Regions from separate parts of the Homo sapiens genome. Here region 2 is linked to region 1. A link is an interaction called in ENCODE POLR2A ChIA-PET data of the cell type or tissue named here. Cell type or tissue: B cell. All regions are shown on one strand. Links, peaks and the distances in the headings refer to the core of each region. The heading gives the core; the rest is flanking DNA. Region 1 overlaps LNX2 (ligand of numb-protein X 2). Region 2 has its middle 9.9 kb from the start of GSX1.

Region 1 (4,399 bases), core at 165-4,164:
GCAGAGGTCGTGGGAATAAGAATTCTAGAGACAAAATTGGTAGGATTGGTAAGGCAGGTAAAAGTTGACACATTTGTTCATTCATATTCCCTTTCCTCAGGTTTATTATTAACCACATACTCATGTCAGGCATGGGGGTATAGAGATGAACAACTAAGACTTGGTTTCTGCCTTCTAATGGCTGTTCAGTCTGTAGGGAAGACACATGCAAACAAGTGATTGCAAACCACTGCAGTGAGGTGCATGATAACTGTGATAAGTGGCAGTGGAAGGGACATAGTGAGAGCTTGTGTTTGGGTGGATTGGGTAGAGCTTCACAGCAGAGTGTTTACTTGAGCTGACCACTAAATGGATGGGGGTTCTGCAGATACCCAAGGTAGGAAAGGACATTCCAGGCAGGAAAGAGGATGCTGTGGTCAGGAAGTTGTAAATAATTTGGTGTGGCCAAAGCACAAATGTGTAGAATTGTGTCAGAAAGTGAAACTAGAGTCAGATCTGGGAAGGTTTAATTGCAAGGTTGAATAATTTGGCTTTAATTTTGTAGAAGCAGTTGGGGACCACAGAAGAGTATTCAGGCAGGGAAAATAGTATCATGGCTTTTTGGATACTAGTGTTGTGACGGAAGGTAGGACAGAAAAAAGACGGGAAAACCTTCTGCGTTTGCTAAAAGAGTAGGTGCAACAAATAACTGAGAGAGGTGGTGGGAATGGAAGAAAGGGGAGGCCACATTCTGGAGGTGGAATCGAGGGGAACTTGGTGCCTAGGTATGGAAAATGAGGCAGGGAGTGAGAAAGAGAAACGGGAGGATCCTCTGGTTCTAATTATGTGATACTGGGAATATAGGCGTGCCTTGAGGAAGCGGATCATTTAGAGGGGAATAAAGACCTAGTTTTTGAACACAAGTGTGAGGCAGATATACTGTAACAACTGGGAGAAAAATAAAGTTAGATCTATTCTCATACTGCATACTAACCAGAATAAAGTGATAATAAAAAAAATTTTATTATACAAATGAACTATACAAATGAAGAAAATAGAGGCAAATCTTTATCTCATTATGAAGAAGAAGATAAGAGTGGTGGAAGAACTCTCAAAGGGAAAAGTGAGTGTATTCAATTACATGAAAATTGACAGCATCTTTATGCTGGTAGACAACTAAAAGGCAAACAGGAGGCTTGGGAGAGGTGATTATAATAATGTGATAAAGGGTTGCTGTCTTAATATGTTGAGTTCAAATCAATTGATAAGAAAAACAGTACAATTCAATAAGAAAAAACTGGGGCTAAGGTTATAAACAGACACTTCACAAGATAACTAAGGATAATAATCATATGTTTAATTTAGCTGGACTAAAAAAGATGCAAATTAAAAGAACAATGAAATATTTTCAACTATAAAATTTATAAATATTAAAAGAAAATTGACTAGGCTTAGAACAATTTTGAAAAAGTTAGTATATTTATACATTGCTAGTAGGAGTCCAAATTTTGTTCACCATTTTGGAGGGCAGTTTTATAATGTAAATCAGAAGTCTTCCTTTCACTTTGGTCCAACAGTTTGACTTTTTTGGGGTTTGTATAAAGGAAGTAATTGGACAGCTGTTACAAAAGAGTGATAGGATGAGAACAAGAACAAGAATGGTATAATTTCAGCCAGCAGACTGGGCGTGGTGGCTCACACCTGTAATCCCAGCACTTTGGGAGGCAGAGGCAGGCAGATCGCTTGAGGTCAGGAGTTTGAAACCAGCCTGACCAACAAGGTGAAACCTTGTCCCTACTTAAAAAAAAAAAAAAAAAGAACACACACACACACACACACAAAAACCAGGCGTGGTGGTGGGCGCCTGTAATCCCAGCTACACAGGAGGCTGAGGCAGGAGAATCGCTTGAACCCAGGAGGCGGAGGTTGCAGTGAGCCAGGATTGCACCATTGCACTCCAGCCTGAGCAACAAGAGTGAAACTTCATCTCAAAAAAAAAAAAAAAAAAAAAGTTTCAGCCAGCAAAGAGTTTCAAGGAGAGAGACGTTAGTGATATTGAAGAGAGATAAAGTAGTATGAGGGTCTGAGACTGGCATTAGGTTTAGCAGTTAGACATTCATAACCACAGTGAAACTAGTCTCTGTGGCTGATGGAGGTAGAAGCCCTTTTAGGTAAGGAGTTGACAACTGCAGCATGGTATTTTTCAAAACTATTGGAGATGAAATGGAGGTGAGGGAAAGGGTAACCATTGTAGAAGAATGATTTGTTTTTATTTTTAAAGTTGATAAGACATGAATGTTTTTGTACGTGATGGGGAGAAAGAGATTGGAAGAAGATGAGATAAATGACAAAGGCTTCCAAAGGGATGAACCCAGGTGGAGGAGAAACTAGCTTTTAGAAAGGAGAGGGAGAGATATGGCAAAAGAAGAAAGGATGTAGACAGATGCAAATCATAAACCTGTAAACATGGGGGTGAAAAATGTTTTGTTAATGGGGTGGAATGCTATCACCTCTGATTGTTTCACTTCCTACCAAGATACAAATTTCCCCTTTTCATTTAGCATATTTTCTCAAAAGAATTGTCTATGCTCTTAACTCCTTCCTTCCAATTCTCACTTGAACTCATTCCAGGAGGCTTCTGCTGTCTCCACCAAAACTCTATCAAGGTCACCAATGAATTCATGCTGCTAAATCCAGTGCTTAATTCTCAGTCCTAATCTTATTTTACTTGCTTACAGGATTTGACACAGTTGATTATTTCTTCTTCCTCGGAACACTTTTCTTTATCTGCTTTCTCTGTACAATTCTCTCTTAATTTTCGTCCAATCACAGTGGACACTCCTCCTCTGCCTGGTCCTCTTCGTCCCCCAGAAAGGTGCCAAGGTGGAGTCCTGAATCAGCCCTTCTCTTTGCTGCTTACACTCATCTACACTTTTAGTGATCTTTTCCAATCTGATGGCTTTCCATACCATCTTTACACCAGTGTTTCCTAATTTATATCATCTTCCCATTCCTTGTCTTTGAACTGGACTTGTGTGTGCAACTGTCTATTCAGTGTCTCTTCTTAGAAATCTAACAGGCAGTCCAAATTTTACATATTCCAGCTTGAGCATACCCATTAAACCTGCTCTCTTACAGACTTGTGCATCTCAGTTATGCTAACCCCATCTTTCCAGTTGCTCAGATCAAAAATCTTGGTGTCATCCTTGACTTTCCCCCCTCCCATCAGCCCATGAACACATTTTATTAATCAGCAAACTGTATTGGTTCTACCTTCAGAATATATCTAAAATTGAGTAATTTCTCTCTATCTCAACTATGTTCATCATGTTCAATCTACCATCATCTGTGGCTCAGAATATTTCAGTAGGCTTTTAATTGCTTCTGCCTTTGAGCCCTTCAGATTATTTTCAACATAGCAGCCAATGATCTGTTAAAATCTGACTCAGAGTAAAAACCAAAGTTTTTTAGGCCCTACAAGATTTAGTTAGCCCAGTAACCATTCTGATGTCTTCTCTGAACTTTCCTCATTTTATCTATGCTGGCCTCCTTACTGTTCATTGAACACACCAGGGACATTCTCGCCTCAAGGCCATTGTACTTATTGTTTCATTTGCCTGTAACAGACATTTTTACACCAGATACCTGCATGGCTTTCTAGTTACTTCTTTTTGGTTTTAAATTCAAATGCCACCTTCTCAGTGAGTTCTTCCTTGATCATGCTGTTTAAAATAGCTGTCCTCCCAGTACTGTGACTTCCCTGCCTTGCTTTCCTTTGCTCTGTAAAACTTTTCAGCGTCTAAAATACTGCATTTCATTTCTTCTTATATGTTGTCTATCCTCCACCCTCTCCCCCTGTTAACTTCACAAGGGCAGGGATTTTTGTCTGTTCAGTGCTCAACTCCTAACCCTGGAACAGTAGTGTCTGGCACATAGGAGATTCTCAATAAATCCTAGATGGATGGACGAACAGACAGGAAAAAGAATGGGAGGTCAGATTTGAGGTTAGGGAAAAGAATAATTAGTTTGCTTTTCAATATAGTTGGTTTGTGAAAGTTCACTCCCTAGTGGAGATGTCAGAAAGGCAGGTAATAGCAACTTAACATGTGAAACCTGGGATTTTGTTTGAATCCGTTTTGGAAACACAGGAAACTAATATAATTGGAGGTGCATTGTTGATCATCCTAGGGGCTTCATATAGTACAGCCTCTTTATAGTTCTGGCTTTACAGTGCAAATATTTTATTAATATTTGAATCATGTAACATTATGCATTTGTATTTTGCAGGGATATTTGATATATATGAATCTGTAATGAATTACAATGTATTTTCTTTCTTTTAAGTTTTCTCAGTGTTAGAACTGTAACTTAAGTAAATTAGAAGACATTGTGTCAGCACATGGGAATCATTCTGTGTAAA
Region 2 (4,399 bases), core at 179-4,178, 190 kb before region 1:
TTAGCAACCATCTTGGTCCAGGAGATGACTTAAAGATAGAAGCTTTGTACTGGGAATAATGGAGGAGAAAGATGAGAAGAAGCAGAGTCCCTGAGAGATCAAGGAGCTGCCTACCTATTTTATGTGAGCAAAAGGTAAACATCTTTTTTATTATTATTTAAGTTTTCTATTACATCTGCATCTAAGCATAACTAATATGGTCCCCAACCCCCGATCCAATCAGATGATAAGCATCAAGCCAAATGAAGGAATCAATGTAATTATGGCATAGTTGCTGGGATACCCTCTTGTTGCCTTCCAACTGGATTGCAAGCCCTTAAGGGAAGGGATTAAGGCTATTTACAGAGGTGTCACCAACCTTTATCATAGCACTTGGCACAATGTATATATTTAATAAATGTTTAATGTTAGTGCTGATGGCAATAGAGGAATCTCGTCTCTTGCACTTATTCAATGATCATAGTTGCATCTTGATGAGCATCGTAAGATTTCATAAGTGCTCAGCTCTTTAGTTTTCTTACAGTAAAATTGGAATGATACTTCACCTATCTTGAAAAGATTAGAGATAATATATGTGTAACCTGAATGTAAGTACCAGGTTTCTCATTCATTGGGTTTAGGTAGAAGCAGTTAATAACAACCTAGAGTTTCTATATGGAGCTTGCTGGACCTCTGGCCTTACTTGCAAAATTCCTCCCATTCCCATATGGTTTCCTGGGTGTCCTTCATGAGATGCCTTACAAGTATCCACAGGCCAGTCTGTCGGCTGGCACCACCCTGACAAAAACCACATTATCTCCTTCCAGGGAGGTTTCCCCTGAGTCCGTGAGCTGAGCCTGAGATAGACATACTGCCTCCTTCTACATCTTGCTCCAGGGACCACTGTTTACTCCGTATGCATTCGTAGAATGCTGAGATGCTGCCCAAGACCGAGTGTGGCCTCAGTAAATTTTAGCTGTATGTTTTCTTTCCTGGGTGACAGGATGCAGAAACATTGGTGAGGCCTTCTCTGGACATAGAAGTTTCAGCCTAAGTTATTCACCCCCAGCCATTTCCTTTTCTCTTCCACCTTGAAAGTACTGGAAGCAAAGATAATTTCTGCAGGGATGAAGGAGTTCTACTCAGGGACCTGGAAGATGAGTATGAAATATCTTACTAAGAATCTCCATGCAACAAATTTGCAGATTTAAAAAAGAAGAAAACATGGTGGATTAGAGACTGACAGAACCAGTCTCACCTAAAGTAGTTATCCGTTGATGAATGAACCCCTCGCCTTTAAGTCCACCTTTCGAAACAGTTCCTGTTTCCCCCTTAGAAGTGAGTGACAGTGACACTTGAGTCAGGAGGCTGGATGTGATGGTCTGTGGCCTCAGGCGGGATTCCCATCAGGAAGCCTGATGTTGAGACCTCTCAGTGTAAATGTTCCCTGTCTTCTCTGCCTTTTCTTTCTCTGCCAGCAGGAGCCTGAAGCTCAGGGCTCAGCCAGGTGGCAGCATAAAGCAATAAACCCACAGAGAGTGGTGCTGTCCTGTGGCTGCTCCGTTCCCTCCACACACACTCCTCTTTGCCCATTTTTATCAGAGCAGGCCCAGGCCACATCCCCTCCTCTAGTCTTGACCTTTCGGAAAGCCTTGGCTCCAAATCACCAAAGAAAGCAAAGATAAGCCACTGGAAGGGAAGGAGCTGAGGACTTGTTGAAGGCAGAAATTCTGTGGTACATCATACAGAGCAGAGTAGAGAGGACTGGTTTAAAAGGTCCTGGGGATTTATCTGACCATCGCCTTCACCTCCACCCCCACCTTTAAGGAACACAGCCAAGCTCCCATTTTATTCAGCAAAGTACTTGGATTTGCAATTTCTCAGAGCCACAGTGACCAGTGCTGGCTGTACCCTCACTACATTTTCAGAAGAAAGGAAGGGAGGGGTTTGCAGAGAAGGCTGCTGACAAAATGCCTTGATTCTTACAGCAGCTGCTCCAGGATTTTCTTGGCCATGCCTACAACCCTGGCAGGGAGCTGAGTATTTCTACTCCTAGTTGGCACAGACAGGCTGATGCATTACCAATGGATTCTGGGGCCATGTTGTCTTGCAGTTATGTGCAATTCCAAAGGATAATATCTTCACCACTTGACTAGTGTTCCTCATTCTCAAAAACCCTGGTAATTCCAACAAAGAACATTGAGTCTGTCACCGTTACTTGAGTAATTGTAACTGCACAGATCTCTGTGTCATTTTGGAGTACTAAACTAATATCTCTAGTACAGCAGGCCTTGTAAGAAGGAAAGAAAATAGAACAGGTGAGATCCACTGATGATTGTTTGTCAGCAGATCCGCTCTGAGGAGGCTCCACGCCTCAGGGAGAAGTCCCGCTTCTAGCTCACAATGTAGAGTTAATGAATAAACTGAATTCCTATGAACAGCCACTTTTCTTTACTTCTCCAGCTATTAAGTGAGGACTAACATCATGGGACAGTTCACATCGGCTGCAGCCTGAGGGCTAAGCTTAGCTGGCTCAATCCTGGGACAGCAAGAAGATAGCATTTCTACCTTGCCTAGTTTGTACAGCAGACACAAACACTTTCTTAAGCTTTCATTACTCATTAAGGATCAAAGCATCGGGAACAGCCTCTGAGATCTCTCCAATTTATTGTCCTTGGGGACCTCTTGAACAAGTCTCCTGACTGTGCTAGGAATTCCCTTCCCACAGATGCACTCTGGCAGTGACTCTATTTGTAAAGTAAGTGGCCCTGTAGGGGCAGACACTGTCTTATCCTCCTCCCCCGCTACTGCAACCTAAGGCCTCATTAATGGGGCAGGCTCTAAGATTACCCATTCCAACTTTTCAGCATCTTTTTCCTAATTTCTTGTTTCTGTGATGGGTGCAAAGATTTGTACCACACTTAGGGCTCTCAGAGGCTGAGTCCCATGGGAAGTAGCTTTGTCAAGCTGGCTTCAGAGGAAGGGGTTGGCCTGTCGATTTGTTTAACACAAACACTTCGGGAAGACAATGGTGGGAACTGATACTCTCCTGTGAATATTTCTTTTGGTGGCAATTGGTTTGTGGGAGGAAAATTTGAAAATATTTAAAAATCAAGTCAAGTAGATTACTTAGCAAAAACTGTCCCAAACTATAATATCTCACCAATAAAATACAGATTTTATATTTCTAGCCAGTAGTTCATTTTATTGTCCTTTTAAAAATTATTTTTTATTTTTAAAAATTCTTTGTTAATAAAATAAATTTCTTACAGAGATGGAGTCTCACCACTTTGCCTAGGCTAGTCTCAAAATCCTGGGCTCAAGCAATCCTCCCACCTTTGCCTCCCAGAGTGCTAGGATTAAGGCATGAACCACCACACTTGGCCTCATTTTATTGTTAAAATATGATGTCTTTCTATTTTGTGACAGAGTCTGAATGGGGTGCTTTCTTTGGAGTTTCTCAATTCTCTGTTGAGAGAGATTTATAGAATAGCATTCAGCTGAATTCAATCAACTGACTTGAACGTAATACTTATATGTCAAGCATGTATCCTAATTTATTTTATTTTCACAGTCAACAAAATGAATTACAATTTAGGAATTTAAAATATGTATTTCTTGTTATATATTACAGTTTGGGACAGTTTTTGGTTAGTAATCTTTTCAACCAGGAATTCATATACTTAAGAAATATTTGAAAGAGGTATTGTTATTATTTTTATTTTACAGATGTGGCAACTGAGACAGAGAGAAGAGCCCAGCCAGGTAGGCACAGGCTCAGCTAGAATCTTAGATGATAGTGGTTGTTGCTACTAAGATGACGGGAAGAATGAGTAATGGGTGAAATCAGATATTTCTGCCACTCTTCTTCTAACTCATCCAATAAATTTTTATTGAATTTCTGCTTTGAGCAGGATAGCATAATTGTTAAAGAGAGGGTCTCTGAAGAAATCCGGGCTCTGAATTGGGCAAGTTGTTTAACTTCTCTGAGCTTCTGTTGCTGTGTCTATAAAATATGAAGCATAATGGTGCCTGCTTCATAGAATTGTTGGGAGACCGAAATGAATTATAAGAGCATTTAGGACTGTGTCTGTCACATAGTAAGTGTTCATTAAATGTTAGCTATTATTGTATGCACATATCATATGGGTGATTTTATGCAAGCCCCAGGGCCCAGCCACTGGCATTGCATAGGAAAGGCAAGGTCCCATGCCAGGGCCTTAGTTGAACTCCCAAACAGTACAGTGCAAGACAGACGGGAGGGGAATTCAGAAGGCATTTCTGAGAGATGCAATTCAAGAAGTTACTATATAGGACTGGGGATGTACATTTTGGCTCATTATTATGGGGCAGAACTGCATGGAGGGTCCCAGATGCACTAAACAAAAGTTCACTGGGAGTAGTCCTGTTAGCCAGAGCC

Evidence for each region. Peaks named below come from ENCODE experiments on the same cell type or tissue, not always from the same donor. Only the 100,000 strongest peaks of a DNase experiment are listed, where the experiment ranks them.
Region 2: POLR2A ChIA-PET joins it to region 1 with 8 read pairs; 2 of 35 experiments call an interaction of 5 or more read pairs at or near these places.

What each region holds. Positions count from the first base shown.
Region 1 is chr13:27,591,155-27,595,553 of GRCh38, reverse strand. The region is part of intron 1 of LNX2 (ligand of numb-protein X 2); the gene reads left to right. Among named protein-coding and RNA genes, the nearest start is that of LNX2, 27 kb to the left of the region's middle. In B cell, for the core only: no CTCF peak of the experiment used is centred there; DNase peaks (open chromatin) are centred at 253 and 2,523.
Region 2 is chr13:27,780,390-27,784,788 of GRCh38, reverse strand. No RefSeq gene overlaps it. Among named protein-coding and RNA genes, the nearest start is that of GSX1, 9.9 kb to the left of the region's middle. In B cell, for the core only: no CTCF peak of the experiment used is centred there; no DNase peak of the experiment used is centred there; H3K27me3 peaks cover 1,312 bases.